Regions from separate parts of the Homo sapiens genome. Here regions 2 and 3 are each linked to region 1. Evidence: chromatin loops called from intact Hi-C (ENCODE). Cell type or tissue: PC-9. All regions are shown on one strand. Links, peaks and the distances in the headings refer to the core of each region. The heading gives the core; the rest is flanking DNA. Region 1 overlaps LOC105377527 (a long non-coding RNA gene). Region 2 overlaps SH3RF1 (SH3 domain containing ring finger 1). Region 3 overlaps SH3RF1 (SH3 domain containing ring finger 1).

Evidence for each region. Peaks named below come from ENCODE experiments on the same cell type or tissue, not always from the same donor. Only the 100,000 strongest peaks of a DNase experiment are listed, where the experiment ranks them.
Region 2: it touches region 1 in a loop (11-fold over the local background); 3 of 110 quality-filtered maps call a loop at or near these places.
Region 3: it touches region 1 in a loop (10-fold over the local background); 4 of 110 quality-filtered maps call a loop at or near these places.

What each region holds. Positions count from the first base shown.
Region 1 is chr4:169,065,549-169,073,942 of GRCh38, reverse strand. LOC105377527 (a long non-coding RNA gene) reads left to right here. Exons shown (of 5, transcript XR_939429.3): 2 at 1,743-1,915; 3 at 3,194-3,298. Among named protein-coding and RNA genes, the nearest start is that of CBR4-DT, 59 kb to the right of the region's middle. RefSeq lists an enhancer at 3,139-4,093. In PC-9, for the core only: no CTCF peak of the experiment used is centred there; DNase peaks (open chromatin) are centred at 2,962 and 3,672; H3K4me3 peaks cover 1,497 bases; H3K27ac peaks cover 3,296 bases.
Region 2 is chr4:169,221,431-169,229,824 of GRCh38, reverse strand. The region is part of intron 2 of SH3RF1 (SH3 domain containing ring finger 1); the gene reads left to right. Among named protein-coding and RNA genes, the nearest start is that of SH3RF1, 45 kb to the left of the region's middle. RefSeq lists enhancers at 1-342, 3,529-4,728. In PC-9, for the core only: no CTCF peak of the experiment used is centred there; DNase peaks (open chromatin) are centred at 3,724 and 4,174; H3K4me3 peaks cover 786 bases; H3K27ac peaks cover 3,011 bases.
Region 3 is chr4:169,247,120-169,255,513 of GRCh38, reverse strand. The region is part of intron 2 of SH3RF1 (SH3 domain containing ring finger 1); the gene reads left to right. Among named protein-coding and RNA genes, the nearest start is that of SH3RF1, 20 kb to the left of the region's middle. RefSeq lists an enhancer at 3,145-4,344 and a silencer at 5,702-5,996. In PC-9, for the core only: no CTCF peak of the experiment used is centred there; a DNase peak (open chromatin) is centred at 3,813; H3K4me3 peaks cover 1,192 bases; H3K27ac peaks cover 3,121 bases.

The DNA of each region.
Region 1 (8,394 bases), core at 1,498-6,497:
CTGGGATTACAGGCACCTGCCACCACACCCAGCTAATTTCTGTATTTTTAGTAGAGATGGGGTTTCACCATGTTGGCCAGGCTGATCTTGAACTGCTGACCTCAAGTGATCTGCCCACCTCAGGCTCCCAAAGTGCTGGGATTATAGGGGTGAGCCACCGCGCCCGGCCACATTCTGCTTTTTATAAATTACCCAGTCTAAGGTATTTTGTTACAGCAGCCCAAATGGACTAAGACAGTGTATTTAGACTGGAGGGCATGGGGTTTGGGTTTAGATATTTGAAATTGCAGAGAGATGGGCTATGCCTCGCCTTTGTCTGCAGGTCTAGGACAGGTTCTGAGGAATGTCTGTAGTGTCAACTGGACAATGCAATATTCAAACATAACACAGAAAATGGAATTCCTTAACTCTTGCTCTGCTTCTGTCTTCTCAAAAAAGAACATTTTTCAAATCAAAAAGAACAAATCAAACCTATGAGGAGATGGTATGAGAATATTTTCATAGTAAAGAAAATGGAAAGAATTTGTGGAGGTGATTGGGAAATCTTTTGGATGATCTCTAGGAATTATGAAAAATAACCGAGCCACAGAGATGGGAAATACGTAATTCTAATTTTCAAAAAGAAAAAGAAGGTGGGTTCTATGACCTATAGATCAGTAAGCTTGAGATTGATTCTTGGTGAGAGTGTTGAAGAGAATGCTAGAAGGTGGTTTCTGAGCTCTTAGAAACCAGCAGGCAGTGATTATAGTCAGCCCCATGTCACTAAAAGCAAATTGTGTTAGCCTGATTCCATCTCCTTTTCTGATAGGATTACTCCACTGGCAAACTTAGAGATACAAGATGGATATGGTCCCTCTACACTTCAGAAAGGAAACTGACATAGTTGCTTGGGTGCCCTGGGGATAAGGTACAGAGGCAGAGTATCACTCGCAGCTTTTAGGTCACAAAGAACAGAAACAAATTCTAGTGAGTTTAAACAGAAAAGGGATTTTATTCAAGGATATAGGGAAGTTTACCAGCTGTCCAGAAGGGCCAGACAATCAGGCTCAGATATCCTACATCTGATGTGATTTATGGATTTTTGGATGCAGAGCCGCATCCACAATCACAGCCCTGGTCTTTGGAGGGCATGACAGCTTGTCAACATCGGCATGAACACCAAGGTTTGCCCTGCTGACACGGCTAACACTAACCCTGGTGTCCTGAAAAGGGTATAAAGCTGTCCCCATCCTCTGCCAAAACAGAGTCCTTAAAGTCCCAACGTTTTTGCCTCTCCAGCTCCTGAGTCAAAGTTCAGCCCAATGCCTCTGTTTGGTGGAGCCCAGATCATATGCCCACACCTTAGCTATGGAGGGAGCTGGGAAAGCCAGATGCTGACCTGTTTCACTTCTCATGGGAGGAGGTGGTCTCTGCCTTCTGACAGACTCGCAAAGTAGGGAATTCTCCCACGCAGAAAGTGGGGTCAGATGATGAGCTGCCGTAAAGAATGGCTAATGTTGTCCTCACAGGGGTTGAGGGATAGGGTAATTGTGCTGGTTTTTAACGGGTTGAAGGATCATAGCCAAAGCTTGCTAATTAATTGATTCTTTTTAATCCAGAGGACTGGTTTTATTGGAATACCACAGAACTCTGCATTATCGTGCCACATGAGGGTTTTTTGTTGTTGTTGTGTTTTTTTGTTTTTGTTTTTGTTTTATCAGTGGCTTGGCCAAAGACCAAAAATAAACTTGTTGTATTTGCAGGTGACACAGAGAATGAGTGGAATACTAATACATTGAAGGGCAAAATCAAAACCCCAGAAGATCTCTAAAAGTCTGAATGAATCAGCCCATATTACAAGATAAAGTCCATAATGGTAAACGGAAGGCTCTGGTCTTGGTTTACAAAATCCAACCACTCAAATATGTAGTTGCTGGTAAGAAAAAAAGCCATAATTTCATGTGGTTGCCAAGAAAGCTCATTAAATCCTTGGCTGCATTAATAGATGTATGGTATTTCCAACAAAGCCTTCTGCCTCATTCTGCACTGGAGAGACCACAGCTGAGCCCTGTGCCAAGCTATGTGCACCACAGTTTTCAAAGGGCTCGACGAGTTGGAGGCTGTTCAGAGGGGAGCAGCGGGGTGGTAGACACTCTCAGCCCCTTCGTAGAGGAAGAATGATACCACCGCAGGAGCTCGGCCATGAAGAAGGGCCATGGGGGGAGTGATGACATAGTGGTCACCAATTTTCTACAGAGCTTTCACATGGAAGATGGGTACGATTTATCCCACGGGGTGTCAAGGCATGAAATTAGGTACAATTGATGTAAATTATAGGGAATCTTCAGTCTAAGAAAGGGTTTCCACTGGAGCAACCCAAAAGTGGATGAGTCTATGTTGGGAGGGAGCAAGTTACCTCCCTGTCACTGAAGACGTTCAGATTCGAGACTGGATGGCCAGCATCCAGGGGTGCTGTCAAGGGGCCTCAAGCTATGTTTAGTCTAAACGAACTTTCAGCCTTAAGAGTATATTTTTTTTAATGAAAACATAAGGCATTACAAAGGAGAGATGAGCCAGGTGTGGTGGCATATGCCTATGGTCTCAGCTACTCGGGAGGTGAGGTGGGAGGATCTTTTGAGCCTAGAAGATAGAGGTTGCAGTGAGCCATGATTGCACCACTGCCTGGGTGACAGAGTGAGACCCTGTCTCTAATGTTAAAAGAAAAACCACAGAGACGTTTAACTTAACAGAGTTTAATTGAGCAAAAAATTATTTGTGAATAGGGCAGCCCCTGGACCAGAATGGGTTCAGAGAAGCTCCAGCTTAGGCACATGGTGGAGGAAGATTTACGGACAGAAAAAGGAAAGGGATGTACAGGAAACAGAAGCGAGGCACAGAAAGAGCCAGGCTGGTTACTGCTGGATGATTGCCTTGTTTGTTCATGGTTTGAAGAACTGCCCGCCTTTGGCCGGAACTGGGTGATTGACACAAGAGTAGGCAGCCGTGTGTTTACACACCCTGTCAGGTGACAGTGCACTATGCATGAGCACAGCTTTAGGCAGAATGTAAACTATAAGGAGGCAGCATTGGGCTAAACTTAATTTTACACTAAATAAAGTCTAAAAAATTTAAAAGCATTTTTAAAGGTAATAGAAGTTAGCTGTGATGTGCATGTGAACATTTAAACTACATTTTTCGTTTTTTTTTTAAAAAGGAAGTTTTGTGGCCATGGGGATGCTGACAAAGATTGCTTGGGATGCACACAAGGCAGCGGCGAAGCCTGAGGGGTGCTGCCAGGCCGGGCTCTCCACTGGCCACGGTAAGAATCTTCCTGGGCCTGTTTGTTTTGGCCTCTGTGAGCATGGGCCACAATCACGGGGAAATGAATTGCTAGGAAGTCAATTCCTCTCTGAAGGAAGGACTCCAAAGAGAGCTGAGGCTGCCGTGTTTTCTGGCCGCCCACACAAGCCAACAAGCTATTCCCTGGGGGCAACCACTAATCTCTAACCAGACAACCGGTAATCTCTTATTCATTCTCCGTTGAATTCTTGGGCTACACTCAATTTATAATAGAACTTAAAGAATGTCCTCATTTTATCTAGAGGGTTTGTAATGCCTTTATTTCGATTCCTCATGAATCATTATAGTCATGGATACCTGTGAACCACAGCTTCCTTGTAGAGAGGGGAGAGGGGAATAAGTGAAATTACTCCGGAGAAAACAAACAAGGACGTTTAGCTCCAGGGCATGTGGAGAGCCACAGTCTGAGTCTCTCACTCGCATACCAGGAGATAAATAATTCAGAGGCCTAACAAAGGGAGGCGGAGTAGTCAAACTGGTTGAACACCTGGTCGGCTGCACCCAGCTAAACAGGGCTGGTGTCTGTGAGGGCTTCCTAATCATTGTGGATGACATTTAAAGACAACACTCATAGCAAATATTGCATTAGAATTTTCTGCTTCCAAGATACCAGTCAGAGTAAGGGTGGGAGAGAAATGAGGGAAAGAACAGATACCCTACTACTTATCAGATTGCCTTAGAGTACACATCATGAAAGTAATTATGATTTTCTTTTTGAGATGGAGTCTTGCTCTGTCTCCCAGGCTGGAGTGCAATGGCATGATCTCAGCTCACTGCAACCTCCATCTCCCAGGTTCAAGTGATTCTCCTGCCTCAGCCTCCTGAGTAGCTGGGACTACAGGCACCCGCCACCACGCTTGCCTAATTTTTGTATTTTTAGTAGAGAAGGGGTTTCATCACGTTGGCCAGGCTAGTCTCAAACTCCTGACCTCAGGTGATCCACCCACCTCAGCCTCCCAAAGTGTTGGGATTAAAGGTGTGAGCCACCACACCTGGCCTAATTATGATTTTTAAGATGACAACAGGGCTATCAATGTTCATGTCTTTGTGTCCTCTATAAGAGATCAATGTATCTCTTGCCTGAATACTTCCCCAGATTAGATTTCTGGAAGCTCAAAGTAGTGCTGATTGCTGTCTGGTCCTGGTCTTGCAATCACACCCCACCAAATGTAGGCAAATTGTCAGTGTACAAGGCTGCCTCTGTGGTGGGAACATTTTGGGAACATAAAAGGGAGGCAGGGATTTCTCTTTTTTTTCGAGACAGAGTCTCACTTTGTCACCCAGGCCGGAGTGCAGTGGCATGATCTCAGCTCACTGCAACCTCCACCTCCCGGGTTCGAGTGATTCTCCTGCCTTAGCCTCCTGAGTAGCTGGGACTATAGGCGCCCACCACCACGCCCAGCTAATTTTTGTATTTTTAATAGAGACGGGGGTTTCACCATGTTGGCCAGGATGGTCTTGATCTCTTGACCTCGTGATCTGCCCACTTTGGCCTCCCAAAGTGTTGGGATTACAGGCATGAGCCACCGCACCCGGCCTGAGGGCAGGTATTTCTAATGTGTAGTGGGTTTCAAGTTTACAGTGACATCTCAGAGCTGCAAAAATGAAACATTATTTCTCTATAACTGTACTCAATTTACTTATGAAGTAGTGGAAAACTCTTCATCTTGGCACTTTAGGATAACTGACACCCTTCTGGTTTCAAAGCTTCTTTAGGGTAATTCCTCAGTCAATCCAGGATTTTAATTCCATCAGGGCCACACTCCCTCATCTCCTCCTCTGGATGAGCCCCAGGTCTGTCCCATGCTTCCTGTTCTCCGGCCCCCCTTGGCCTTGGAGACATCTTGTTGCCTTGGTGGTGCGTGTCAGTCTTGGTCACTGTTGCCTTCACCATTGACCCAGTTTGTCAGCTGCTCTTAGGCAACAAAAGGAGAGGTGGCTGTTCCCTGCCGGCCAGGCCCCGTCACTGCAGTGGCAGTGCTGCTCTGGCCAAGGCTTCATTCTCTGCCACCTTCCTCACCCTCACCAGGCGCTACGGGCTCTTCCCCTGATTTCCCCACACAGGAAGGAAGTAGGGGAGACTCAGGTGGGGCGGTTCTTGGAGGCCCATTTTCAGTCCAGGTCTGCCCTGCCTGCCTTTCCGCTCTGCTTCTCTCCCCTCTCATGTTCTTGTGGTGCTGGAAGCAAGGGTTTTAGAGCAAACAAGGGCCACGTCCCTTCTGCCCTTACCCCTGTACTCTCTGTCCCCTGCCAGTGAAATGTCGGCTAAGGAGGCAGAGCCACCGCCCCCTTGGGAACAAGCACACCTCTGTCTGTATCTCTTACAACTCTTCTCTCCTCCCCCATTTCTGCTCCCCAGTTCCCTGGGTGCTGAGTCAGGAAAGCCTTTATTTCCCCCCCCTCCCCCAGTAAGCTTTTGCAGTGCCAGGAAAGCTATTTTTTTAATGCTTATTAAAAAAATTTTTTTTTCGAGACAGAGTCTCATTCTGTCGCACAGGCTGGAGTGCAGTGACGCAATCTCGGCTCACTGCAACCTCCATCTCCCAGGTTCACGCCATTCTCCTGCCTCAGCCTTCTGAGTAGCTGGGACTACAGGCGCCCGCCACCACGCCCGGCTAATTTTTTTTTGTATTTTTAGTAGAGACGGGGTTTTACCATGTTAGCCAGGATGGTTTCGATCTCCTGACCTCATGATCCTCCCACCTCGGCCTCCCAAAGTGCTGGGATTACAGGCGTGAGCCACCGTGCCCGGCCCCGGCTAATTTTTTTGTATTTTTCGTAGAGACGGGGTTTCACTGTGTTAGACAGGATGGTCTCAATCTCCTGACCTCGTGATCCGCCTACCTTGGCCTCCCAAAGTGCTGGGATTACAGGCATGAGCCACTGCGCCCGGCCAAAAAATTTTTTTTGTTTAAGGAATAGGGTCTTGCTATGCTCAGGCTGGCCTCGATCTCCTGGGCTCAAGCAATCCTCCTGCCTCAGCCTCCTAAGTAGCTGGCAATACAGATGTGTGCCACCATGCCTGGGCAGCAATTTGTATTGCTTTCTTTTATGGTGGAGAAATGACCTTGTGCCATGAGCTGCATCCTTTAGAGCAGGGTGTCCAATCTTTTGGCTTTCCTGGGCCACATTGGAAGAAGAATCGTCTTGGGCCACATATAAAATATGCTAACACTAATGATAGCTAATGAGCTAAAAAAAAAAAAAATTCAAAAAGTCTCATAATGTTTTAAGAAAGTTTATGAATTTGTGTTGGGCTGCATTCAAAGCCATCCTGGCCACAGATTGGACAAGTTGCTTTATCGTAACACCTATAAATGCTATGCTCTGTCCCCCAAGCTTTTACTATCATCTTGCTTATTTATGCCTAGTGTTCCATTATTGGAACGGTAAGCATGTGGGAGTTATTTATATCCTACTGCTCAAGGCATTTCCAAGGTCTGATTTTTCAAATTAAAAAAATTGCCACCTCAGCCATAAATGGGTTAAAACTAAGCCATTTTGAAATTCAGAACAAAACTGCCTCTCTCTCACATGACTAGCTCTTTCAAGCGACTGTGGCTTCAGATATTGTGAATTATCCATCCGCTCAGCACCTCCTGGCTGCTTTGTTCTCGCTGTTTTCACTTTCTCCTGAAGTAATGAATGCCATTGAGCCAATGGGGGCAGAGTCAATAACTTTGAAGAAAAAGAACCTCAGTTTAAAATTTCAAAATATTATTTTTAATTTTTGATAACTTATATGCCTTCACTCCAAATAAATGAAGATCAAAATATGTGAATAAAATTCAAGATGACAGGCCGGGTGTGATGGCTCACATCTGTAATCCCAGCACTTTGGGAGGCTGAGGCAGGCAGATCATGAGGTCAGGAGTTCGAGACTAGCCTGGCCAACATAGTAAAACCCCATTTCTACTAAAAATACAAAAATTAGCCAGAGTGATGGCACATGCCTGTAGTCCCAGCTACTCAGGAGGCTGAGGTGGGAGAATCGCTTGAACTCGGGAGGCAGAGGTTGCAGTGAGCCGAGACCATGCCATTGCACTCCAGCCTGGGTGACAAAAAAAAAAAAATCAAGATGACATCACTCTAGTTTGTCCCAATCCTGGTGTAGCTTGAGTAAGGAAAAGCAGATGCCCTCGTTATAGGTCTAAGTCTCGCACCAAGGTTGCTCATGTTTCTGTTTTTAAACCTTCCACAAAGAAAATCACATGTAGGTCACACTGTCCTCACTAATATCTGGTGGAGCCTCATATCATCTGGATTCCTGTTTTCACCTATAAGAACTGATAGTTTTGTTTGTTTGTTTTTGTTTTTGAGACGGGGTCTTGCTCTGTTGCCTAGGCAGGAGAAGTGCAGTGGTGTGATCATAGTTTACTGCAGCCTTGACCTCCTGGGCTCAGGCGAACCTCCCACCTCAGCATCTTGAGTAGCTGGGACTACAGGCATGCGCCATCATGCCCAGCTAATTTTTTGTATTTTCAGTAGAGACAGGGTTTTGCCATGTTGCCCAGCCTGGTCTTGAGCCCCAGGGCTCAAGGGATCCACCCACCTCAGCCTCCTAAAGTGCGGGGATTACAGGCATGAGCCACCTCATCTGGCAGAACTACTTTTTTTTTTTTTTTGAGATGAAGTTTTGCTCTTGTCGCCCAGGCTGGAGTGCGGTGGCACGATCTCAGTTCATTGCAACCTCCGCCTCCCAGGTTCAAGTGATTCTCCTGTCTCAGCCTCTCGAGTAACTAGGATTACAGGTGTGCACCACCACGCGCCTGGCTAATTTTTGTATTTTTAGTAGAGACGGGGTTTTTGCCATTTTGGCCAGGCTGCTCTCAAACTCCTGACCTCAGATGATCTGCAAGCCTCGGCCTCCCAAAGTGCTGGGATTACCGTGAGCCACTGTGCCTGGCCCAGTGGAAATGATTTTTAATGAGGCAGAGGGAGCAGCGTTTGATTCACACACATTTAGTGTATACTGTTTTCAACAGTTTACCACATGCTGCAGGGGGCAGAGGTGGATCCAGGTTTTGGGAGGCCTGAAGCTTACAGAATCTGGGC
Region 2 (8,394 bases), core at 1,561-6,560, 160 kb before region 1:
GCAATTTGGCATTGATTTGACATTTGATATTTGAAATGCCTTTCATCCGTCGTATACTCTCAGGAGCATAAAGTGGGGCTGGTTTTGTTCCCAGTTGTGATGAGTAAGCTGTGGGGCTTACTCATGAGTAATACTCTGTGGAGATATGCTCTACATTAGTATTCACTTCTCACTTTCTTGCCTCAGCCCAGGTTATTTATAGGGATGTTAGGAAAACGTTCTGAAAACAGTGATGTTAAACAAAGTTAGAGGACTTTTAACACTTAGTATGCATTGTGACCCTCTAAAAGAGAGGCATGGTATACGTCCTTTTCCAAATGTATGTGGCCACCGAATAGGTTTTTTTTTTGGGTGGGGGGGTGGTATACCAATTTATGTTTCCAGGTGTTCTAAGGAACACAATTTGGGACACAAAAAAAAAGACATCATGTGTTGTACAATAAAGTATTATATTTAGATTGCTGTTTTGAAGAGTCAGAAAATTCTTCCTCTGATTGTTATTAAAGAAGGTGACCTACAAAAGTATTGGAGAATTGGGTTAAGTTTGACAAAAGAACTGTTTTTAATTAAATTCAAATGTTAATTATTCTAGGTAAGTCTCAATAAAAAAGGAATTATAAAGATGAGTTCAGTTTTCCACAAGCCACTGCACTCCAGCCTGGGCCGCAGAACAAGATCCTGTCTCAAAACAGAAAACAAAAAGCAAAACAAAACTCTTAAGTATGATTATATTACGTATCAAACCCTGTAAACTAAAAGAGCTCTTTCCTGGTGAGACTGTCATGCCTTTTTTTAAAAAAATAAATCAGGTTAAGCTGTTTTCAGGTTTGCACTCTTGGAACCATCTGGAATTTGTTTGTTTGTTTGTTTGTTTTTCGAAGAACAGAATTTTTTTTGTTTTTTTAAAGTAAAATTCTAACATTACAAAATTATAGGAGACACTTGTGGAAGTATTCATTAGAATTAGTCTAGAATTATCAAATTAGGGCAGGGAAATCTAAAAAACTTTTGGGTATGGGTGTGGTATATGTCTGTGAGTCTGTATGAAAAATAAAATAGAAAGTGTACTGATGGATGATTCCATGCTGCAGTAGGCAGACTAATGTGTCATTCCCTTTCCCTCCCCTCAAGATGTTTACATCCTAATCCCCAGAGCCGTGTGTTATTACATGGCAAAGAGTTAAGGTTGCTAATCAGCTGACCTGGAGAGGAGATGATGATCCTGGGTTATTTGGATGAGTCCAGTGTAATCACTGGGGCTTTTAGAAGTGGAATAGCGAGGCAGAAGACAAGGTCCGAGTGATGTTATGTGATGAGGAACTCAACCTCCTGTTGAAGATGGAGGAAGGGGCCCCAAGGCAAGTGATGCAGGCAGCCTCTGGAAGCTGGAAAAGGCAAGAAAACAGATTTTTCCCCTAGAACCTCCAGAAAAAAAACACAGCGCTGCCAACACCTTGATTTTAGCTCAGAGAGACCCATTTTGTACTCTGACCTCCAGAACTGCAAGATAACAAATTTGTGTTATCTTAAGCCATGAAGTTTGTGCTAATTTGTTACAGCAGCTGTGGGAAACACATGTCTACTGAAATGTGTTTAGATGGTCTACTTGTGTTTGAAGACTATCTGCCTGTGTAGGCAATATTTTCTAGTGCAGATTTTTAATTCTTGCAGAAGGTATACATTTAGAATATGTACTTAATATATATTCTATTCAATGATGGTCTGCTCACTGTTCCTGGAAACAGCTGAAAAAGTAGAATAGGGAGGTAACTACGTGAACAAAAATAGTAGTTAAAAATGCGTTATGTTGCTTTTATAGGAAATGAAATCCTTAATAAAATTCAGTTCAGGCATTTGGGATTCTGAATCACTTCATGACTGTGATTTGTAGAGTTCCCTTCATTCGCTCTTGTGACATTATTTTGAAAAATTTCTCTTCCTGAATTGAAAAATGCAATAAACTCTGTTCTCGTGTCCAGGGATGGTACATCTTCCTGTGGGAAATTCCACTGTCTATCCCGTAGCCCTTTGACATTCCTCTTAAAAGTAACTGGGTCTGGCTTCGATGGGCACTGTTCTATGGTTGTAGATAATGTGGTCTTTCTACCTGTAAGTTGTTTCCAGGCCACTGGTAGAGAAAGGCACACAGAGAGAGTAATTGTAGATCAGTATGGTAGTATAGTAAAATAAATAATGCATAGATGTTATGGAACACCCCAGGGATCCCAGCTACCCCTGCCAAATGTTGTTTCAGAATATCAAATGCTAATTCAGATTTTAAACATTCTATTGCTGTGGGCTCCATTACAAGTTCTAAAGCATAAATTCCAACTCTATGCCTGATACCTGTTAAGACAACTACATATTTTTGTAGTCCATGGATAGTACATGAATCACTTTGTCATGTACCTATCAGTGAAAGATGAAATATTTGGTGATAAATACAGCTTATTCAAGAGGAACATTTTTCAAATGCACATAAGAGAGAATAGTTGTTTTTCATTTGCCATTTCAAAATTTTTAGTGTTTAATTCAGAGTTTTTTGGAAATAGGTTATTGATTGATGTTATAGTCTAATGATTTTTGTTATTTCCCATTCTTATCATTTTCTAATTGGAATTAATTAAACTCTTGGTTCTTTCTTATGTGTTTTTTTTTCAAGGCAGGGTGTTGCTCTGTCACCCGGGCTGGAGTACAGTGGCATGATCACAGCTTACTGAAGCCTCAACCTCCTGGGCTCAAGCAATCCTCCTGCCTCAGCCTCCCGAGTATTTAGGACTAGAGATTTGTGCCCCGACGCCTGGCTAGTTTTTCACTTTTTATAGAGATGGGGTCTTGTTATGTTGACCAGGGTGGTCTCAAACTCTTGGCCCCAAGTGATCCTCCCACCTCAGCCTACCAAAGTGCTGGGATTACAGGCATAAGCCACTATGCCTGGCCTCTTATGTATTTTTAAAAGCAGTTAGGTGACTGAGGTAGTACAATTTAGATTTAGAATTAGGTGACTAATGCTAGGCTAACACATTCAATTCATCATCCCAATCACAGTTATTATAAGACTTTAGCTTCACTGACAGTTTTGGCATACTGTGTAAAATAGATTTACAAAGATAGGTTTTATTATCTACAATAGTTTCCTATAAAATTGATGGTGCACTGTGGCCAATTTTTAAAAAAGCTACTGACCTAAAGTCATTTGCTGCTGTTGTGTGCCTTTCTGTATCTCCCTTTCTAGGGGGGTAAGGAATGGTTAAATGAGATTAGCATGGGCTTTGATGATCTCATTAATTACTTAGTTTATGTATTCTGATCTTTCTTGCTCTTTTTTTTTTTTCTTTAAATCAGGCTCCCTCAAATTTTTCTTCATTATAACATTCCATGTATTTTGCTTTTCACTGCTGTGGAATGGTAGTGTTATGGTGACCAGGAAAACCTTGATATGTAGACACGACAACTGTGATGAAAAGCAGAATGCTTTTGATTTATGAATTTGCAACTGAATTATAAATGTCAAGTGACTGTGAAAGACAAACCAAGTGGGAGTTTAAATTAATTTCAGAAACAAAATATACTCTTTTATCTATAGCGTGATTTGCATTGTCTGGGGGGTTCTTCATTCACTTACCAAAGGTACTTATCCACCTACCTCTTTCATTCATATTAAGTGCACTAAACAAAAGAGACAAACTATGAGTCACAACATTTGGTTGTTCTGATGTCACGACATTAAGTAGAATAATGGCATTAGTCAGAATATTGTTTCTCCTAGAAGTGGTTATCAGAAGTGTGTTGCTATATATATAATAGCTTTATTCATTGTCTCTTCTGTTGTGTTTAAGGGGGCTGTCAGCAACATGGCAGCCACTGCTTGATCATCTTCCCTTATCTGCCAGAGGAACAGGTGTCTCTTCCTCTTTCTAAGGGTAACATGTCTCTGCTCATCTCTTCTGTTTTCTTGTCGTTGGTGGGTCATATCATCCTGCAACTTCAATCTCTCCACTGGATTCTGCTCTTTAAGCTCTGCAAGTTAACTATTTTTACTTTTAAGACACACACACTCACCCAACCTACCCTCAACTCTGCTACTCCTTCAAGCTACCATCACTTTTATCACTTTCCTTTTATAACCAATCCTTGAAAAATAGTGTAGGCTCATCCACATTTCCTCAGACTGACTCACTTCCTTTAACATTGCAGTCACCTTTCTGTCTTGATGAAACTGCAGTCTTGACAGTCTCCAGACTCTCTTAGTCACTAAATCCATTGGCCTTTTACCCAGTTTACCCTCCTTTACATCTGTGCTTTTAACCCTCTTGCACACAGCATGATTCTTGAAATGACTTCCCTTCCTCATGTCCCTAGCGTTCTATCTAAGGTGTTTTGTGAGGTCTGCCTTTTCTCTGGTGGTGATCCTCTTTCCGTCTCGTGACTTTAGGGGTCACCATCTTGCTGATAACTCCCAAACAATTGCCTCCAGCCCTCACTTGTGCTGGAGCTCTGGTTCCACAAATCCAGCTGACTTTTCCTACCTGTGAAGTTGGCCAGCATTCAAACCTAATATGTCTGAAGCCGAAGCAGGTCATACTACCTTCCTTTTCAAATCCTCTTCTCCTTTCATGATGCTTTGCTTTGGTCATGTCCCTGTCATCCCTCTGTTGCCCAGGGTTAAATCTCAGGGTCAGCTGGTCATTAACTGGCACTAACCTTGTCTTGGTAATACCTTTTGAATTCATCAATGCAGAGCTTTGCTCTCTTTACTCCCAGGCATGTGGTAATTGGTCTCTCTCTGTCTGAGCTGGTCTCCCTCTTTTTAGTCTCTCTTCTTTCCCAACTGCTGTTGGATTACTCTGCTTAAAGTATAAAACCCTTGGGCACCCTGTTACAGAATGAGACTCGATGTCCCTTAGGCTGGCTTTCTAGGCCCCCAGGGAATCTGGCCCCAATTTTCCATTCCAGCCTCATGTTTGACTTCCCCTCTTCAATACTCTGCTCTAGCTAGGTGAAGCCACATTAGGCAAATCCTGATGGCTCAGTCTTCAAGATCTCCCTCATCTTATTACATCTGAGCACCTACCCAAGCCAAGCTGTCATAATCTCCTGCATTACTGCAGTAGTCTTGTTCCTGGTTACCCCTGCAGCTACTGTTATCCCCTGGAGCCAGTTTTCCATATAGTAGACAGAGACATTTTTTAAAGATAGAAATTAGAGGTCGGTGGTGGTGGTTCACGCCTGTAATCCCAGCACTTTGGGAGGCCGAGGCAGGCAGATCACCTGAGGTCAGGAGTTCGAGACCAGCCTGGCCAACATGGCAAAACCCCGTCTCTACTAAAAATACAAAAATTAGCCAGGCATGGTGGCGCGAGCCTGTAATCCCAGCTACTTGGGAGGCTAAGGCAGGAGAATCACTTGAACCCAGGAGGTGGAGGTTGCAGTGAGCCAAGATCGCACCATTGCACTCCAGCCTGGACCACAGAGCAAGACTCCATTTCAAAAAAAAAAAAAATAGGAAATTAGATCATGGCCTTCTAGAAATAGGCAATATGCCATTTCCTCTGTTTATAGCTCTCTACTGGCTTCTTCCTTACACTTAGAACAAAATCATATTTATGACCACAAGGCCATACAGGATCTGTCTCAGTGGTTCTCAGTGGGATGTACTGCCTGCTTCCTGTCCCTCATAGGAGTGTTTAGAAATTAGTGGAGCTTCTAAATTGTTACAAGGACAGTACTGTTGGCATTTAGTGCCACAAGGGCCATGATGCTAAATACAACAAGACCACAGTATTCTGCCCCAAATGTCAATGGTGCCTTTAAGGAGAAACATTCATTCTTACCTGTACTTATCTTTCCAGCAACATCTCTTACCTCTTTGATTCACGTATTTTCTTCCAGCTACACTGGCCTTCTAGCTGTTCTTAAATATGCCCAACTGTTCTGCCCCAGGGTTTTTGCCTGTGCTTTTTTGGCTCCCTTCCTTAGGATCACCTCTTCCACACTTGAATCCAGTCTCTGCTCACATATCACATTCTTATTGATTACCTATCTCCACCCACTGTGCTCTTACCCTGGTTTATTTTTATTTGCGCTTATCACAACCTGAAATTAACTTCTATAATTATTTGTTGATATGCTTGCCCATCACCCCATTAGAAAGTAAGCTCCTTTAGATATTTGAACATGGAAAGAAGGACATAATTTTTAAAAAAGAAAGTAAGCTCCAAGCAATCAGTGACTGTCTGTCTTATTCATGGTGTGTCGTGGTGTATCCCCCACATCTGGGACCATATGTTCAGTAAACATTCGTTGTCTGAATGAGTGAGCGGATGTCTCTTCCCTGCCTGCCTCATGCTCTGGTTTCCCTCTCTTTTCTTAACTATCCATAGTGTACTTTATTTGCATCTCTAATTCCTACCCATCCTTTTAGGGCCATTTTAGCCACCACCCCTTTCACATTGCCTTCTCTGATCTTGCCAGTGCCTCAGAACTCTCATAGAATGTGATGTGTATTTCTTATTATATGTGCTGCATTTTGTGGAGAGGTGTGGTGGCTTATATTTCTATCTTCCCTTCTGATCCATGCTTAGTGGCCATTGCATGTTACTATCCCTACATGTTGAGTGCAGCACCTTGCACTTGATGAGGGTCTGTTACCTGTCAATGGAATGAATAGATGTTCTTTTATATCTTCCTGGCAGAAAGGCCCCAGGAAGGTCCAGGGTCAGTGCCTTAAAGTGAGTCTGCGTGTTGGAGGACTGATGCCACTTGGGAAGGCAGAGGAAGTTGGAGGCAATGTCACATGTGTTTCCCGCCTTGTGAAGAGCTGCAGCTGGGCAAACCACGAGGGGTGCCACATGGTGCCTCATAAAAATCCATGCGAGGACAGGGGTGCTGTCCACACAGGCATTTATAGCCGCCCATTTGGCTTCATAGACAGCTGAGAACTTGCCATTTTAGAACTGAGTTTTCTTAGCTGAACTCATGTATTGGAAGTGTCGTTGGGAGCAGGAAGGAATAAACATGTTCCATTAAAGTTAAAGTGTCACAAAATAGAGAGTTGTTAACATAAGTTCTTTCTCAGTTTTAGTTGTAAAATGCATTTTAGAAGGTGAAAGATTAACAAGGGAAGCAATAAACTGACTGAAATTTGTCCTCAGATTACTATTCCACTTTTATTGAAGGAGACTTTGTTATTATTTTGTTACAGTATTTATCTTAACAATGTTATTAATTTGGAATGAAATTCTATTATCTTAAATTCCTCTTAGGAAGTTGTCAAAATATACAGAACAGTTAATGATTTATATATATATATAAATATGTATAAAAATATATATATAAAATACATATATATGTATTTTTTAGACCGAGTCTCAGCTCTGTCACCCAGGCTGGAGTGTAGTGGTGCAATCTCAGTTCACTGCAACCTCCACCTCCCAGGTTCAAGCAGTTCTCCTGCGTCAGCCTCCCAAGTAGCTGTGACTACAGGTGTCTGCTACCATGCCTGGCTAATTTTTTGTATTTTTAGTAGAGACGGGGTTTCACCATGTTGGCCAGGCTGATCTCCAACTCCCGATCTCAAGTGATCTACCTGCCTCGGCCTCCCAAAGTGCTAGGATTACAGGCGTAAGCCACCATGACCAGCCTATTGATTTATAATTTAAGAGCATATTATAATTGTCACATTGCTGATTTTCTATTGCAGTATCTTTGCTTTGAGCAGAAGATAAGCCTACATTTAAGAAAACCCAAAAAGGTGGTTTGAATGTATATTATTATTACATAGTAGACACCTACACTTGATAATGTATAGATGTTCAAGGAAAAACTATTAGTAGTGTTTTTTTGGGATGGATGAGGGGAACGAAGACTTACTTTGAGAAGTTTGTATTACATAGTCTATTATTACTTTAGTCTATCCAGTTAAGCAAAAAGGTTATACTTTAGCTTAGCAGTTCACTGTTTGTACTGTGTAACGATTTTGGATCTTTACATAGCCTGCTAATAAAAGGCTATCAGAGTTGTAGAATTCAGATATTACGTAAGTGATGAATTTTAAAATTCAGGGCAAATTTTATGGGGTAAAAGATGAAGTGTTTTGTCATCTAGGATTTAGCAGTTAACTTTTTTTTATTATCAGACATAAAATATGTTGCCTTTATTTTATAGATTACAAGGTATGTTATAAGGAGCATAGTGTTTATATGTTAAAATGAAGTGCTATCATAAAGAACGTTTTAGCCTAATGCATGTCTTTGATTGAACTTTCTTTTCCAATGTTAATGTTTTCAAACTTTTCTCGGAACTGAGTTGTTGGTGTAACTGATTATGGTATATCTTATGTTATACACTATTTTTCTTTCATAGGGATCAGACCCAGCAAGTTGAGTAATTTTA
Region 3 (8,394 bases), core at 1,703-6,702, 180 kb before region 1:
CCTCACTTCCATACCATTAAGATTATGTGGCTTAAGTAGTTATTACTGGTCAGTTTTTCCATGTTTTGGTTATTTTTTAATAGCTCATATCTAGAGCAGCTGATTTCCCTTTTAAAAAAATTGTGACATATATAAACAGATATAAACAAATGCATTTATGTACTTTACTGATGCATTTTGCAAATGCTGCAACAGTGAAGAGCCTTGCTATGCTTCAAATTTCAATAAATTTATATATTTTTTAATGGAGTTTCTATTTATAGTTAAAATATTCACGTACTGATTTTGTAGCTAAAATATTCATGTACTGTTTTGGGTAAGAAACGACACTGGGTGAACATTTTTTGAAAATGGTCATCTACTGGGTTTTTAGAAAGTCTCTTCTAAAGGACATTTCAAAAGCTTGTTGATACAAACTTATTCCAGTGCCTTACCATCTTCCTAGCCAGAGGAGGTTCTTTTTTCTGTTAAACATAAATTCCTGTCCTTGCAATGTACTCTCATTCCTTTCATCCCATCCTTAATGGAAAAGAGGTGCTCCCCTGTACCTCTTCTTCCTGACCTTGCAGGCTGTGGTGCAGCCCTGACCTCCTCTCTTTTTATCTGGACTGAATAACTGAGTTTCGTTTACATGTCCTCATAGGACCCATTTCCTAACATTTTAATCATTTTAGTCACTCTCCTTTGGACGCTATCCAACCCCTGCTTGCTGTGCTTGGGTTCAGGTCCAGAAGAGCTCTTAGTGTGGTGATAAAGTTCTGAATGGGGCTTCAAGTTGTGGAAGGGCTGTCATGGGACCCTCCTGCTCCTTGTTTTTACATCCTCATGTTATGTACCTTTAAAAATAACTCACTACGTTGCTGGTTCATGCTTTGCCTAGATCTCAGATTTTCTCTTTTCCTTAGATAAATTCAGTTTCCCCCATCTCTCGAGTGGTTAGTTTTTACTACCCTCCGGATTAAACTTGTTTCTGTAATCTTTACGATAGTGTCAGCAATTGGCCACTATCAACAGGAATTGAAAAATGCCAATCCAAAATGCAATTGCTTTAATACATATTTGTGATCATATGGATACCTGATCTTAAACACATATATACCTTGTTTATTACATTTATTTTGAATATTCTCTGGCCCCATTTGGTATTGTTCTCTAATTAATTGTGCTTTAGTGTTGTCTCCTGTACCAAGTTATAAGGAACTTGAGATCAGGAGCTCTTTTGAATTTTATACCTCTTTTCTGCTCATGACTGTGGAAAAAGTAGTAGGTGGTCAGTTCAGTAAATACTTCTTGATGGAACTGATAGATGACTACTCACATTCCAGAATTCCAAGGTCCATCGGAACACATTCACATCCTTGTAAGTTGGAGTGTCTAACCACATGTATATTTTGGTAAGCTTATTCACATTCATCTTCCCACTATTTAAGTCAGCAATGACAGTAGTACTCAAAGGCTAGGTAAACCCTTATGAAACTTGACTGTAATTGGATATTGAATAACAATTCTCTTGAGAATGGCCCTTGAAACATTTTGGTTGCACCCACCATGGTGGTCTAGAAATCATGTTTTCCTAGTTTATTAGAAAGAATGTTCTGCTGAGTTGAGTCAAAAGCCTTATAAAAGTTAAAATATGTGATATGTTATCTCCTATCCCCCAGGCACATCATTCTGACATAGAGGAAAATGAAATTGATCTAATAGGAATTGGCTGTCCAACTGTCATGTTGATCTTTACCAAACACCTTATAATTTCTCTGCTTGCAAATCTTTTAGAATGCAAAATGTTACATGTATAATGGCTTCTTTTGATGCAGATCATCTGTATACTAAGTAATTCCAGAGGTGGGTAATCCTGTGGATGGTAGGAAGCACAGGTAATGTGGTTAGCAATAGCACCTCTACATTTTGAATCCTATGAGAGGCAACATGCACATTCAAAATTAAATTAAAATTATTGAGAATGGAGCGGAAAGAGGGAAGAAAAGGGCAGTTAGAATAAATTAGTCCCAAGGGATCCTTTCCAAGTCTCAAATCATAAGCCAGCCAGCTGTGATATGAAACATGACAAAAGCCCATGGGCTCTCTAGCTCAGAAAGCTGCAAGGCTGGATTCTCTGTGATTGTTAATGTATCAACAATTTAACTATATACATGGAAATACCTTGAGTTATTACTTCTCTCAGGAGACTAAGCTATCTGATACTTACAAATAAGTAACACTAGGTCTACCTAACATTTCCTTATGGATTAAGAAGAATGGCAGATTTTGAGAAGCAACATGCTAGGAAGGTTTGGTAACTTTAGAAATGTGCCACGCTGTGGTTTCTAGGTATGCTATGAATGAAGAGCTTTGTGTGTAAGAAGTGGGAATTCTATGTGAATATTTATTATGTAAATTCTCATGTGTTACTAGGTTTATTTAAGTTTCTTCTTTGCGATCCAAACTTTTCCTTGAGAGGCAAGTTTATTTTTCACATTAACCTGATATGTAAATTTCTCAGTCACCCCCACCTCCCACCCCTAGGGCTTTTTTCTCCATCCAGTTTCATGGTATCAGGTCAGTATTTGGGCAGAGGGTGTTTATCATTAACAACTAGCTAGAGTCATATTTTTGTTTAACTTCCCCTTTGCTATAATCCACCCATCCTGCCTGTTACTGTGGGTTGTTGCCAGTTTAGGATTTATTTAACATGCCTTATGTTCAGTGATATATGTTGAAATTTAGAATGTATGAAAAAAGAGCCTGTGTTTTGCTTATGAATACGTCAGTCCATCAGCACGTATTTATTCTCTGTCCCTGAACTGAAGGTCATCGTTTCTTGGCAGCATTACTAGACATACTGGGATATTAAGCCAAAAAAATAGAATAGGTTGGTTAAAGATAGATTGAGGCAAAAATTGATTCACAGTTTGATACTTAAAACCAACTTTCCTGGTCAGTTGACTATTATCTGGCAATCAGGCAGAGTTGCTAATTATTGGCACCCAGGTGCCAGATGGTAGGGAGTAATTAGATTACAACTATCTTATCTATCAGTAGCTTTAGAATGAGAATAGTAGCAATTTTCATAGCCCTTTTCAATGGTCATGAAAACATTTTAAAAGCTGATCCTATGGAATATTGTATATCTGACTCCAGAAAGTAAATTTTTGACACATTACCTTGGGGAAAAATATGTGACAAGATATTTTATAATCTTGAAAGAGAGAAGTAATATTTTAGCAACTCTGTGTCCTGTTTGTTGCATCTGGGTTAGCCATGAATGAATTCATTCTGTTCTCAAAGAACTTGTTTTGCATTGATATCACTGTTTGAAAAAGTAAGCTGTGATAGAATTCATAAGCTGGAAAACTCAACATGCTATAAAATGTGAAAACGCAGGCCCTCTTAAGTGCAACCTGAAACAAGAGTGAATTGCCTTTACCTAGCACATCTCACGTGGTTCTTGAGTCGCTGCGGAACATACCAGAGTCCTCGCTCTTGTAGGCACACCACCTATCTTTTATAGGCTTCAACTGAAAAATACACTTAGTTGGCACAAACACATGTATGATCAAAGGTGATCTGAATAAAATATAGTTTTGATTGATGAATATGCAAGGCTTTTCTTTAATGTTTGAAGGAAGAATGATATCACAGTTTTGTTAATAAAATAGAGGTTAAAGAATGGAATTGTTTCTAGTAGGCTGCGCAGCCCTAAATCAGTCAAAAGTAATGAAGCAGTTTTCTGAAACAGATTGGGTTTCCTTACGAAGGAAGCCACCTTTGTTCCATGTCACTGATGCATTCCTTATAGGTGAGGTCACTCTGCATTGCTGATATCTTCCTCCTTTCATAAAAGGGAGATGGGGACCGCTCCCAGTGCATTCCATTTCTCACAATCCTTAAAATAAGGCTTAAATGTACCTGTCCATTAAAAGCTTTTGAAGGACGAAAGCCAACCTCAGAGGCTTTGTGAACCATGAATTGACAATGAAAGACAGTATGCTTCTGTTTTTCGGATAGCCTGTTTAAGGACAAAAGAACTATTCAGTCTTACATGACTTTCATTTAGTTATAATAAAAGGGATGAGGATGGTCATCTTGTTTTGTGCACGATTTTAAGGCTGCTTGACTGAGATTATCTGAAACAATACTCTTCAGTTATTCTGACTAACAAAGTCACTGAGAGGAATGTGTGTTACAGCGTGTATACATGACTTTACGTGTATTTGTTTAGATATAATGAAATTTAAAAAGTAGTTTCCTACCTTCCACCCTCCCTGTAAAACCTAAAGGGTGAAAGCATTTTGAGGATATCAGGTTAAGCTCTATGTATTGACATAGTCTCCTAACTAACCTTCTGTCCACTTGTGTCTCCCAGAGTAGCTCCCTTGAACCTCAGTTAGTGTGACATGTCACTCTTGCTCAAAACTATGTTATATAATGGTCCATTAGACTTCAGTCGCATAACTGAGTCCTGCCCTTTTCCTCCACCTTATCTCCTCAGCTTAAGTATTCTGCTCCAGCCATACAGACTTTCTTGCTGTTTATCAAACCACCAAAGCCTAGGGCCTTTGCACTTAGTCTTTGCCCTGCCTGGAAGGAAGGTCAGCTTTTACCCAGGTCTCAACATGGCTTGCTCCTTTCCTTCAGTTTGGTCTCTTTTCAAATGTCTCTTCCTTATAAGGGTCTTCTGTGACCACCATATCCAAAAAAGCCCCACCCCTCACTCTACTGCCAATCTTCTAGCCTTGCACTGCTTTGTTTTTCTTCATGGCACTTATGTCTGTCTAAAATCACATTATACATTTATTTGTTTAATCCCTCCTACCCCCATCCCCACTACCCCACAATAGGCAGTAGGCTCCATGAGAACCAGGACTTTGATTAAATTTATTCCTGTCTGTATCCCCAGCAGGTAGAACACTGCCTAGTACATAGTAGGTTCTCAATAAGAATTTGTTAACAAATAAATCAGTGAATGGTTATACTTGATGTATGTTGATGTTACTGAGCACACCTCATGTTGAAAAATATTGCAAATAGGAGAATGACTGTTATTCATTCAGATGTTTAAATTGAAACAGTTTTAATAGATGAGTAAATTAAAGTGTCATATATGCTTATTTGGCAATTCACTTTGTATTGTTTTATGAAGATAAATGTGGAATGATTTAAAAAATAATCTTGCCGCAAGCTTTTTTTTTTTTAAACCCAAGAGATGAGCAGTATGATTCCAAACCATAGCAGCATCTCTGTTTTTAGCTCCCAGAAATGAATACAAATCCTTTATAACTGACAGCATTGGTGTACTTCAGTGTTCATACTTTTAAAGCTACCCAGAACACCAGAAAATGAGAGCATGGAAAGGAATGCTTTTTTATGCATTTCTGCAAATTTCTATGCTTAACATATTCTTAGGAAGAGAAGTGACATTGTTTTTTGTACCTAAAACTGTTTAAGGAGTGGGTGGAAACACCTATTAATCTTGGCTGTGTCGTGACTTGAGCATATTTCCTCATTTGATATAGTGTGGATTCAAATCAGACTTCAGATAATCGTTTTTTTTTCCTTTGCAAAATAATACAACCATATTGTGGGCCGATTCTGTTGAGTGTCTGGAGCCTGATGATTAATGTCAGAGATGAATTTCCTTTTTCTAATATAATCATTGCTGTATGGGTTATATGTACAACTCATTGAAATCTCTCTTTATAAGTCACTCATAAACATGACTGCAGTCATATGCCTCACAGTTACTGTACTTTAATCTGCACTTGCTTCCTCCTACGTATTTACTTAAAGAGTCACAGCTTGCTGGAAATGTATCCTTCCTACTGTTGCTCTGTGTGTCTCCAACGGGGGGATTGGATCCTTGTATGTTTTTTTAACCAGCAGATAATTGTGTGCTTTAACATGCATTGGTACATAATCTGCTTTCCACATAGAATTAGAGAATACCCTTATATCTCCAGTGGAGTGTCTTAGTCCATTTCTGCTGCTGTAACTAGAGACTGGGAAATTTGTAAAAACAAATATACCCCAAATTTATTTCTCACAGTTCTAGAGACTGGGAAGTCCAAGATCAAGGTGCTGGTAGGTTCAGTTATCTGGTGAGGGCAACTCTCTGCCTCCAAGATGGTTCCTCTGGAGGGGAGGAACACTGTGTCCTCACATGGCCCTCTATGGGCAAGCTAGCCTAATGGTGGGTGAAGCCTCTTTTATAAGGGGCTTTATCACATTCACATGGGAGGAGCCCTCATGGCCTAATTGCCTCTTTTTTTTTCTTTTTTCTTTTTTTGAGACGGAGTCTCGCTCTGTTGCCCAGGCTGGAGTGCAGTGGGACGATCTCGGCTCACTGCAAGCTCCGCCTCCCGGGTTCACGCCATTCTCCTGCCTGAGCCTCCTGAGTAGCTGGGACTACAGGCGCCCACCACCATGCCTGGCTAATTTTTTTGTATTTTTAGTAGAGATGGGGTTTCACCGAGTTAGCCAGAATGGTCTCGATCTCCTGACCTCGTGATCTGCCCACCTCGGCCTCCCAAAGTGCTGGGATTATAGGCGTGAGCCACTGGGCCCGTCCCTAATTGCCTCTTAAAGGCCCTACTTCTTAATACCATCACATTGGCAACACCTGAGTTTTGGAGCGGAGCCATTCAAACCATAGCACAGGAATCACCAAAAACAATGTTGAGTAGTTCTATGAGGTCACTGAAAGTAAGCAGTGCACTTCAATCTGGAGTAGCCTTTGTTGTCTGTGTCTGAATAGTCACAAACACCCACCAGGTGAACAGCTCCAAGTTCCAGATTGGGAAACTGGACTGCTCACGTGGATGTTTCCCCTTTTCCTATTACTTTTTTTGAATTTTTTAAAATTTTACTTGAAGTTCTGGGATACATGTACAGAATGTGCAGGTTTGTTACATAGATATACATGTGCCATGGTGGTTTGCTACACCCATCAACCCATCATCTAGATTTTAAGCCTGGCGTGCATTAGGTATTTGTCCTAATGTTCTCCCTTTCCTTGCCTCCCACCCCACAACAGGCCCTGGTGTGTGATGTTCCCCTCCCTGTATCCATGTGTTTTCATTATTCGACTCCCACTTATGAGTGAGAACATGCAGTGTTTGGTTTTCTGTTCCTGTGTTAGTTTGCTGAGAATGATGGTTTCAGCTTCATCCATGTCCCTGCAAAGGACATGAACTCATTCTTTTTTATGGCTGCATGGTATTCCATGATGCATATGTGCCACATTTTCTTTATGCGGTCTATCATTAATGGGCATTTGGGTTGGTTCCAAGTCTTTGCTATTGTAGATAGTGCTGCAGTAAACATACGTGTGCATGTGTCTTTATAGTAGAATGATTTATAATCCTTTGGGTATATATCCACCAATGGGATTGCTGGATCAAATAGTATTTCTGGCTCTAGATCCTTGAGGAAGTGCCACACTGTTTTCCACAATGGTGGAACTAATTTACAGTCCCACCAACAGTGTAAAAGCATTTCTGTTTCTCCACATCCTCGCCAGCATCTGTGGTTTCCAGACTTTTTAATGATCGCCATTCTAACTGGAGTGGCGTATCTCATTGTGGCTTTGATTTGCATTTCTCTAATGATCAGTGATGATGTGCTTTTTTTCATGTTTGTTGGCTGCATAAATGTCTTCTTTTGAGCAGTGTCTGTTCATGTCCTTCATCCACTTTTTGATGGGGTCGTTTTTTTCTTGTAAATTTGTTTAAGTTCCTTGTAGATTCTGGATATTAGCCCTTTTCCTATTTCTATTCCCATTGTTAGCTCCACAGTTTCTGTCGTGTGCAGGAATGTCATGATGCCTCCTCAGACTCAGATCGCAAGATCCACAACCCCTTTATTGTCTTCAGAACAGTAATCCTATTCTCTCTGGCCCATATAGTTGTACTCCTATCCCCCACCCTATATGTGTTATTACCATTTATCAAGCGATGCTACTTTGTTCACCTATCTAGATTCCAGACTCTCAGACACAGATCATGGTAGTCTGGAGTCTGCATCTTCTCCAGGCTCTAGCTCACACCTTCATACGTGCCTCGTGTTACCAGGCCTGCCTGCAGCTCTGTGGCTTCCTTCACTTATCACATGTTCATCACTCTCCCCTGGACCAGGTTCATAGCTCTAATGTTGCTGTGGATGCCGTCCACCATTCACTCTCTCAGTAAATATTTATTTGGGGGAAGATCCCTCAGCGAGTGTGTCTGCCTCTCCTGTTTACCACTGCAATCTCTGTCTAAACCTATCAAGCTCACTTTTGCTCTTTTCCCCACCTCTTCCCTTTTGGTTTGCCTCTTCTTGACCCTCTCCACTGTCCTCTTCTGGCCCCATCTCCAGTTTCAGTGTCTGAACCTTTGTCCTCAGTCATTATGCTTT